Regions from separate parts of the Homo sapiens genome. Here region 1 is linked to region 2. The links are chromatin loops, found by intact Hi-C in ENCODE. Cell type or tissue: mammary epithelial cell. All regions are shown on one strand. Each heading gives the region's core, and the rest is flanking DNA. Links, peaks and the distances in the headings are about the cores only.

Evidence for each region. Peaks named below come from ENCODE experiments on the same cell type or tissue, not always from the same donor. Only the 100,000 strongest peaks of a DNase experiment are listed, where the experiment ranks them.
Region 1: it touches region 2 in a loop (8-fold over the local background); 4 of 110 quality-filtered maps call a loop at or near these places.

The regions. Positions count from the first base shown.
Region 1 is chr12:14,714,975-14,720,360 of GRCh38, reverse strand. GUCY2C-AS1 (GUCY2C antisense RNA 1) reads right to left here. Exons shown (of 6, transcript NR_186173.1): 5 at 2,286-2,326. Among named protein-coding and RNA genes, the nearest start is that of GUCY2C, 21 kb to the right of the region's middle. In mammary epithelial cell, for the core only: a CTCF peak has its summit at 3,317 (motif pointing right); no DNase peak of the experiment used is centred there.
Region 2 is chr12:14,511,161-14,516,546 of GRCh38, reverse strand. It overlaps PLBD1 (phospholipase B domain containing 1), which reads left to right. Exons shown (of 11, transcript NM_024829.6): 7 at 4,836-5,036; 8 at 5,147-5,287. Among named protein-coding and RNA genes, the nearest start is that of PLBD1-AS2, 16 kb to the left of the region's middle. In mammary epithelial cell, for the core only: a CTCF peak has its summit at 2,110 (motif pointing left); DNase peaks (open chromatin) are centred at 1,376 and 2,166; H3K27ac peaks cover 1,182 bases.

The DNA of each region.
Region 1 (5,386 bases), core at 202-5,201, 200 kb before region 2:
TCATGTATGCCCTGAACCTGAAATAAAAGTTGAGAATAAATATAGAGAACAAAGCAAGAAAGCATACCTCTCTGTCTAATAGAAGTTTCAAAAGGAAAGAATAGAGAGTATGAGAATGAGGCAATATTTGAAGAGCTAGTAGTTGACAATATTCAGAAATGGTGAAAGAAACCAATCCTCATAGTCAAAATTATCAGTGAATCACAAGTAGAATAAATAAAAATAAATATCCACCTAGAAACTCTGTGGTAGAACTGCAGAACCCAAAAGACAAAAAGAAGTCTTTAAAAGCAGCTACAGAAAAAAGATAAAGTAATTATATAAGACAGATAACTTCTTAACAGGAATGATGGATGCCAGAGGACAGCAGTATATATCTTCAAAGTGCAGTCTCACCCTGAAGTTGTATAGCTATTGAGAATTCTTTAAACTTATAACAATTTTTTATTTTATTTTTAATTATTTTCTTTTACCCAACCAAACAAGCAGCATTGAGAAAAGATTCTTGATCTAACTGTTAAGATAAATGTAATAGGAACACCACTGAAATATCATTTCTCACCTATTAAATAACTAAAAGTCAAAAATTTTAACAGCAGATTCTGCATCAGAGGCTATGAAGTAGGCTGGGCACAGTGGTTCACACCTGTAATCCCAGCACTTTGGGAGGCTAAAGTGGAAGGATTGTTTGAGCCCAGGAGTTGAAGACCAGCCTGGGCAACATAGCAAGACCTCGTCTCTACAAATAATAATAATTTAAAAAATGGCTGGGTGTGGTGGCACATGCCCGTGGTCCCAGCTACTTGGGAAGCTGAGATGGAAGAATTGCTTGAGCTCAGGCAATTGAGGTTGTATGAGCAATGACTATACCACTGCACTCCACTCCAGACCCTGTCTCAAAAAAAAAAAAAAAAAAAAAGGCTGTGAAGAGCCAGGTATTGTCATACATTACAGATTGGAATGTCACTAGATATAAAAGGAGGTAAAACATGAGTATATATTCCTCTATGCATTAAAAAAAACTATAATGTTTAAAGTAAAAGTAATAAAAATTACCTACATCAGGTGAGTGGAACAGAGGAGAATGATTCAAATAAGATTATACAGATAATTTTTATATTCAATTGTTTTCTTATTATTTGTAAAAGTTGTATTATATTCTGAACACATTAGTCCTTTGACAATTAGGCATACTGCAATTATTTCTTAGTTGTATTTTCATTCACTTTATAGTGCATTTGGTGAATTTTTTTAGTTCTTAATTCTAATGTAAGAAGAAAAACTTAGCATTTCCTCTATGATTTGTACTGTTTTGTGTTTGTTTAAAAAATCATATCCTCCTTACACATTCAAGAACAGATGATTCCAACCTTATATAAACTCTTCTAATTAACAGAAAAAGAAATAATACTCATCAACTAATTGTATGAGGTTAGTACAACTTTGACACCAAAACCTGACAAAGGCAGTTCTTTCTCATATGAGAAAGGCAAATTGTGGACCAATATTACTCAAGATACAGATGCAAAAATCCAAATAAAATAATAGCAAGCCAAACCTAGCAATATATAAATAAGAAAATAAATATATTTTGACCAAGTTGCATTTGTTTCATGAATGCAACTATTCCATGAATAGTTCAACATGACAAAATAGGCTGATATAATTTTCTTATTAAAAAATAAAAAGTTGACGGGGTTCTGTGGCTCACGCCCATAATCCCAGCACTGTGGAAGGCCAAGAGCGGGAGGATCGCTTGAGGCCAGGAGTTCAAGACCAGCCTGGCCAACATGGCAAAACCCCGTTTCTACTAAAAATACAAAAATAATCTGGACATGGTGATGCACACCTGTAGTCCCAGCTACTCAGGAGGCTGAGGCACAAGAATTACTTGAACCTGGGAGGCAGAGGTTGCAGTGAGCCGAGATCATGCCACTGCACTCCAGCCTGAGCAACAGAGCAAGACTCTTTCTCAAAAAAAAAAGTTGAAAAAACATTTTGATAATCTCAATAGATGCAGAAAAATCAATATAAAGTTTAAATAATAAAGTTTTTATGATTAAAAACTTTAAAAACTAGGGATAGAAAAAAAATCTTTCTATCCTGATAAAAGAATCTAAAACTATAAAATAAAATAAAAGCTAAATGCCTACAGTAAATATCTTACTTGGTAGTGAAATGTTAAAAGCATTACCTTTAAAATCAGAAACATAACAAGATATAAACTGTTAGGTAAAACAGTAGATAAGACAAGAGGGAAAATAAGAATATAAAAACTGTCTTACCTCCCCACCTAGGCAAGCTAAGATGCAGAATCTCGCCGCTCCTATTTGAAACAGTATCATAAAGAGAGAAGAAAGGGAAAAGAATATTTAGCAGATGATATGTTTGCATATATAGAAAACTTCTTTTATCTAGAAATTACTAGAATGTAATGAAAGAGTTTAGCAAGGTTATCAGATACAAGATCAATATTTTGAAATTTAAGTTTCTACCCAGGAATTATTTTAAAAATATACAACATACGCTTTATAGTCAAACAAACATATATATACTAGTTATGAATACTTCTAATAAATAATATATAAAACAGTTGGGAAGATAATTATAAAACTTCATTTAGATACATTAAGAAAGACGTAAATAAAGGGGCAGACATACCATGTTCCTAAATAATAAGATTCAATATACTAAAGATGTCAGTTATCCCCAAATTGATCATGCCCATAGTTTTTAACCTTTACACTATCCTCTAAAGACACTAATGGAAGAAATCTTTTTTTTTACATATAAGGAGGATTATATTGCTGTACCTTAAAATATTTTGCACTCCACCTAAGTGTAATAATAGGAAGGAAAAATAAAAGAATACAAGTTCCATATTGCTATATAGAGAATATTAAAGTCTGAATAACATTTAAAAAATGGAAAATAATCAGCAGAAGGTCATAGTCATCAGGAGATTAATATTGAAAACTACAGTAAACAACTTTGTAATGCTTTATATTATTCAAATTACTGTCATATTCACCTTTTCTTTTTCATTCTTCAATGTCCTTTTAAAATCTGTTTATTCAATAAGTATTTATTGAATTTTGACTATACTGTTCTAAAAGACAGGGATACAGAAATGAACAAGATAGTTCAATTCCTTGAATTCAAAAAGTAAACTAATATCAAATGATAAATTTTTTTCTAAAAAATAAAGCAGGATAATGTAACAGGGAATGACTACGGGTAAGGGGTGCTCTTTAAACTGGGTGATCACAGAAAGTGTCTTTGCAAGGTGCCATTTGAGCTGAGCTGTGATAACAATAAGGACACCAGGGGGCAGAGCTTTCTGGGAACAGCTGATGTAAATGTCCTTTAGTGGGTGGAACTTGGAGAGCCAAGCAGAGAGTGATAGGAGATGAGACCTGCAATGTGAGCAAGATAGTTATCATGCAGAGGAGTGGTTCTCAAAGTGTGGTTCATATTCACCTTGGGTGAGGGTTCCCAAGACACTTAAAGGGATCAATGAGATCAGTATCATAAGAACACTAAAATGTTACTTGCCTTTCCTCTATATTGACATTCATGTTAATAGTGTAAAAGGAAAATATCTTGGGCCCCCAAAATCACTAAGGAAAACTCAAGCTGGAAACTGTTTAGGGCAAACCTGCCTCCCATTCTATTCAGTCACTCCTCTGCTCATTGAGATAGATGCATATCTGATTTGCCTTCTTTGGAAAGGCTAATCCGAACCTCAAAAGAATGCAACCATTTGTGTCTCACCTATCTGTGACCTGGAAGCTCCCTTCCCACTTTGAGTCTTCCTGCCTTTGCTTCAAGTTGTCCCACCTTTCCAGACCAAACCAATGTACTTCTTACATACATTGATTGATGTCTCATGTCTCCCTAAAATATACAAAACCAAGCTGTGCTCTGACCACCTTGGGGACATGTGGTCAGAACTTCCTGAGGCTGTGTCATGGGTACATCCTCAACCTTGGCAACATAAACTTTTTAAATTGAGACCTGTCTCAGATGTCTGGGTTCACATACAAAAGCAATAATGGTAAAACCACTGTAGCCTTGAGAGTAGGTGCCAGTTGGGCTTCCTGGGTCTAGTAGGGGCTCAGAAAGCTGTGAAACGTTTCACTCATTTCCTGCATCAGGACTTCCTTCAGTCCTGGATAAATAATATTGAAGATATATGCTTAAAATATGCCTAACACCAGGATTTGTGCATGTGTTTTCTTCCCCCAAGAAAGCTATAAACAGCGAAAATTGTGCTGTAAGTTTCCCTGTCTTCTCTCCTTTCCCTCTCCCCCAAAACTAAAGTAAAAGAAATGTTAACTGCCCGTTTTTCTGTGACCAGCAGACCTTATCTAGTAATACTCCCAATTCCAATTCCTTGTAAACATACTTTGTAAAGTCCTGTAATATCCTGTCTCCTTTGCCATGCCGCTGCAAGGTCATAAAGTAGATAAAACCTAAGTTGCAATTCCAGTTTTCCTCAAAATCTAAGACATGTCACAAAATAATTTACTGCCTTTGTTTCTCGCTCTGGTAGCATCTTCCCGCTGCACGTTATTTCCCGCCTGAAAGAGTTTAAAAGGCAATCACCCAAAATCAACAGTGGCTACCCCTTCAGGACCTCTTCCACGCTGCAGAAGCTTTATACTTTCTTTTTTCTTTCTTTTTTTTTTTTTTTTTTTTTGAGACGGCGTCTCGCTCTGTTGCCCAGGATGGAGTGCAGTTGCGTGATCTCGGCTCACTGCAAGCCCCGCCTCCCGGGTTCTTGCCATTCTCCTGCCTCAGCCTCCCAAGTAGCTGGGACTACAGGCGCCCGCCACCACGCCCGGCTAATTTTTTGTATTTTTAGTAGAGAGGGGGTTTCACCGTGTTAGCCAGGATAGTCTATCGATCTCCTGACCTCGTGATCCGCCCGCCTCGGCCTCCCAAAGTCCTGGGGATTACAGGCGTGAGCCACTGTGCCTGGCCAGAAGCTTTGTACTTTCACTCTGCTCAATAAAGCCTACCGCTTTTTCTCTCTCTCTCGGTCTGTGTCTCTATCACTGGCCGCAGTTAGCCGCCACCCCAATTCTTTGGCGTGGCTAGGCAAGAACCTTAGGCATTACAACCTCAGCACAAATCAAAGCAGTGACACCAAACTCCACTAGTGGTCATTATATTCTTCATCCACTACAACTTATTTGTATGATTGCTTGAGTCATAAGCTGAAATAGACACTGTTTTATGGAAATGATTTTTACTTGAAACGCAAATTATGGTTACTCAGACTTGGGTGTTTGACACATAATCTGAGTGGTAAGTTCCCACTAGGTGCTCAATGAATGGCAGATGTTAATTCACAGCATTTGAGCTTTCTCCCACTTTCATT
Region 2 (5,386 bases), core at 105-5,104:
TTCCTATGGAGCTTGCTAAAAATGCAGTGTCATCCATAGAAATTCATATTTCATTGATCTGGGCTGGGACATTTGTAACAAGCACCCTAGACCATCCTAGCATACTGAATCCATAGTCCATCCTGTTTGTGAGACTATGGCAGCCCTTGTGGTCTAAGCAGCAAAATCTTTGCTTAGCCTTTTTTGTTGTTGTTGTTTGTTTGTTTTTGTTTTTGTTTGAGATGGAGTGTCGCTCTGTCACCGAGGCTAGAGTGCAATGGCGCGATCTCGGCTCACTGCAGCCTCCGCCTCCTGGGTTCAAGCGAATCCCCTACCTCAGCCTCCTGAGTAACTGGGATTACAGGCGCGCGCCACCGTGCCCAGCTAATTTTTGTATTTTTAGTAGAGACGGGGTTTCACCATGTTGGTCAGGCTGGTCTCAAACTCCTGACCTTGTGATCCACCTGCCTCAGCCTCCCAAAGTGCTGGGATTACAGGCGTGAGCCACCGTGCCCGGCCTTGTTTTTTTTTGAGATGGAGTCTCGCTCTGTTGCCCAGGCTGGAGTGCAGTGGCCAATTCAACCTCTGCCTCCTGGGTTCAGGCAATTCTTGTGCCTCAGCCTCCCAAGTAGCTGGGACTACACCACGCCCGGCTAATTTTTTTTTTTTTGTATTTTTAGTAGAGATGGGGTTTCACCATGTTGGTCAGGCTGGTCTCAAACTCCTGACCTCAAATGATTCACCACCCACCTCGGTCTCCCAAAGTGCTGGGATTACAGGCATGAGCCAGCTTGGCCTTTTTAAATATTAAGTGCATGTACTTGAAAGTAGGTACACATGAAGATAAAAGAATAGGCTCCAGGAAAATTTAAGTCAAGTCTTCATAATCTATAAAATTGCCTATTTAATAAATATATGTTGTAAACATTTTTAATGTTCTGTAATTACTGTTATTAATGTCATGTTACCTCTTTGATCTAGGTACTTTGGTCATAAAGCTGAAGTATATAAAAACAATCTATATTTAGTACAGACCAAAATTCATGTCCTTTGCTTTTAAAAGGTAGAACCAAGAAAAAAAAAGCAATAGCAGAATACGGGCACGTATTCTAAAGAATTATAAATGGATTTTGCAGCACTTAATTTCTGTTTTTTTTTTAAGTACCTTTCTTTGATTCTTTGTCTCCTCATTGGTACCATCCCAGAACACTGATGTCTTCTGCCAGATCAGACCTGTCTTGATCATCTTCCCCACCTAAATCAGGATGTGTCCTCCCTTCTACCTTTCCAGAAATCCCACCTTAGTTTTCATACTTTTCTTGATTAACTGGTCATAAGATGATTTCCCTCAACTCCACCCTGTCTCAACATGCAACTCCCCATGAGTCAATCTTCATAATTGTTTCTAATGTGTTTGTTCCATGGTGTGTGTTGAGTAACTGTTGTTGCCATTTGCATGACTACATAGTGGTTACTGTTTATTTCTGCAGTTTGGTGTTTTTTTTAAGTCTTGAAATAGGATTTATTAACCGGAAGTGTTTCTTTTTATTTCTTAATTAAATTCAGTGAGAAGCTTATCATGAAATGTTATTCTTAGGCTGGCATTCATAAAACACTGGAGTGTTTCATTTTCTCCTGATCTCAATCTGCCTTCCAAAGCTGCTAATGACAGATGAGAGCAAGATTATAATTTTAGTTAGGGTGTGGTGGCTCATACCTGTAATCCCAGCACTTTGGGAGGCCAAGGCTGGAGGATCCCTTGAACTCTAAAGCTCGACACCAGCCTGGGCAACACAGGGAGACCCTGTCTCAAAAAAAAAAAAAATTTAAAAAGATTATAATTGTATGTAGTCAAAGAAATGTGTTTCTTTTCAAAGGCAATGTGTCAGAACTTTGTCCCATCTCTGGGCCTTTTCTTTATTATCTTAAACTCTAAACTATAGAATTAGCCTCCTCAACTATAGTTTTTGCAGGCCAGTTCACTCTCCTTGCTCTAGAACTCTGGATAGCCTATATATTTCCATCATCCTGTCTCTTTCATAAAGAATCTTGCCTTTAAATGAAAGACTACTCCTTAAACATTAGTACTTGTAATATTCAATCACCTACACATATTAAAGAACGCCTGCCCTCTTGTGTCCAGGGAGACTGCTACAGCAAGTATTGAATTAGCAAACTTGTCATTCCGGAAATACAGCATTCTACCCTACAGGGATTATCTACCAGGGAGCTTTCTCAAGGCTGCCAAGTATGGTTGTACAGTTTGAAAAATGATCCCAGCCCAAGACACGAATGCAATCCATTTTACACTCTGTCAAGCCATATATCCTTGCCCAGGTCATGTCTTTCTAGAGAGGTGACCCATTAAAATTTCATTCAAGAGTACTGTTAAACCTTGTACCACTTGGAATGTGCAACTTTCTCTAATTTACACAAAGCTCTCTATAGCTTAATGGCAGCCGTGTAGAGGCTCATTAAGAGTTAGTTGGGGCCGGGCACGGTGGCTCACGCCTGTAATCCCAGCACTTTGGGAGGCCGAGGCGGGCAGATCATGAGGTCAGGAGATCGAGACCATCCTGGCTAACATGGCGAAACCCCGTCTCTACTAAAAATGCAAAAAATTAGCAGGGCGTGGTGGCGGGCGCCTGTAGTCCCAGCTACTTGGGAGGCTGAGGCAGGAGAATGGCGTGAACCCAGGAGGTGGAATTTGCAGTGTGCCAAGATCACGCCACTGCACTCCAGCCTGGGCGACAGAGCGAGACTCCGTCTCAAAAAAAAAAAAAAAAACTAAGAGTTAGTTGGACAGTCCTCTCATCGTGTAACTTTCCTACTCAAGAAATTTCAAGAAATTAAAATCAGATTGTTAGAGCTGAATAGCTGAATGACATTAGTCCCAGGTTATCAGAAGAAGGAAATAAGGAAGAGAGAGGCAAAATAAGAACTGTCAAATTCATTAGAGGCAAGCAGGAAACTAAAATGCAGGTCTTCTGACTCCCAGTCCATGCTCTTACCTCCGGTTTCAGGTGACCCGTTTCTTTGACCCCACCTTACTTATTCCATACTAGGCTAGAATAGATGTGTAATAGCATGCATAGGGCTGGTGGGGTGATTTGAGGCAGTATGTGGACAAACATTTTTTGCACATTAGTAGAAATGTATTTGTTTTAATGTATTTCTTTGGGAAAAAACAAAAACATTAAGTCCATAGTTTCTGAGACATTATGATATATGACAAGGGTAAGTTAAGTTTGAAAAGTGAGTTAATTTGAAGAAAGATATTAAGTAGTGCATATGTTAATAGCTTGATTTAGCCATTGACAATGTATACATATATCAGAATATCATTTTGTATGCCAAAATATATACAATGTTTCCTTGTCAGATATCAAAATATCCTTTCTTTTGTATAACATAAATATATATAATTTTTACTTGTCAGTTAAAAAATAACAAAAATATTAACTAAATGATAGTTCAGATAGTACTCAGATATGGCAAAAATGATAAAAGTGGTAAAAAATCATGGTAGAAATTTGAGACCATCTCAGTCCATTCTGACTACTATGACAAAACACCTCAGACTAGGTAATTTATAAGCTATAGAAATGTTATTGCTCACAGTTCTGGAGGCTGGGAAGCCCAAGATGAAGGGACTGGAAGACTCAGTGTCTAATGAGGGTCTGTTTCTCGTAGACAGTGCCTTCTCTCTGTGACCTCACATAGTGGAAGGGGCTAGCTAGCTCCCTCGGGACTGTTTTGTAAGGGCCTTAAAACCCTTCAGCAGGATGCACCGAAGGAACTTACCACTCTGGCCCCTTCTAACCCTACCACTGAGGTCCTTTTCTGTTTAACACTGACAGTTGTTCCATTACTGTTACTGATGACAGTATATCCTCTCTTTTTATTACAGCTGTGCCTGATATTCTATCCTTTCCATACTCATCCCAGTATAAACCACAAAATAGGTCTTCAGAAAAGACTGTGGCTTCACTGATTTTCCTGTGTTGCCTCCAACATTTATAAAAAAGCATTGACCAAGAGTGTCAATGCCCTAGTTTCAAAACCATCTTTACTTTTCTAAATGTAGATGTTTTTCCATTTATAAAAATTATGTAGACTTAGCCGGGTGTGGTGGCCCACACCTGTAATCCCAGCACTTTAGAGGCTAAGGTGGGTGAATCACTTGAGGTCAGGAGTTTGAGACCAGCCTGGCCAACACGGTGAAACCCGGTCTCTACTAAAAATACAAAAATTAGCCAGGTGTGGTGGTGCACACCTGTAACCCCAGCTACTCAGGAGGCTGAGGCACAAGAATTGCTTGAACCCAGGAGGCAAGGTTGCAGTGAGCTGAGATCATGCCACCACACTGCAGCCTGGGTGACAGAGTCAGACTGTGTGTCAAAAAAAAAAAAAAAGTAGACTTATACAAAATTTGAAAAATACAGGAAAGTAGAAAAGAAGAAAAAAAGGCATTTATATTCTTACTAATGAACCCTGCTAATCCCCTCCCTAATTAAAAATTCTCCTGCAAAATCCTAGCAAGTCGGGATCTACATCTGTTTATCATTCTGGAAGCTTGCAATGTTCTGGATTTAACATATTTTTGTTATTTCAAATCACAAAATAAATTTTCAATGGAGAATCCAGGGGTGGAGTTCTTTTGGCACCTCTATAAGGGGCAGTTGGGTGACTACCACAGAGGTGAGCCAAAGCTGGGGGAGGCTACTGCAGATCAAGGATAGTAATAACTGATACACTTTGCAAAATGCATTGTGTATGTAAAGCTCTTTGTCAATAATGATGGTTCACTGTTCCATGTATACATATGCTGATGTGTATATTTGTCTTTCCTGTAGGGTTTTTGGAGTCTCTGGATGATTTTTACATTCTTAGCAGTGGATTGATATTGCTGCAGACCACAAACAGTGTGTTTAATAAAACCCTGCTAAAGCAGGTAATACCCGAGACTCTCCTGTCCTGGCAAAGAGTCCGTGTGGCCAATATGATGGCAGATAGTGGCAAGAGGTGGGCAGACATCTTTTCAAAATACAACTCTGGTAAGTGACCCTGCAGAATAACTGTTAGGCACAGACATATATTTTGATTTAGGCTTGTTAACCAGTAAAGTCATACCCATGCCCCGTCTTCATGTTTCCTGATATTTCAGGCACCTATAACAATCAATACATGGTTCTGGACCTGAAGAAAGTAAAGCTGAACCACAGTCTTGACAAAGGCACTCTGTACATTGTGGAGCAAATTCCTACATATGTAGAATATTCTGAACAAACTGATGTTCTACGGAAAGGTACTTTCTTCATGTCGTAAGTCTTAAAACCTGATGAGTATGTGTGTGTTCATATATGGTAGGGGAATGCACATTGTGTGAATGTGTGGTGGGGGAGGG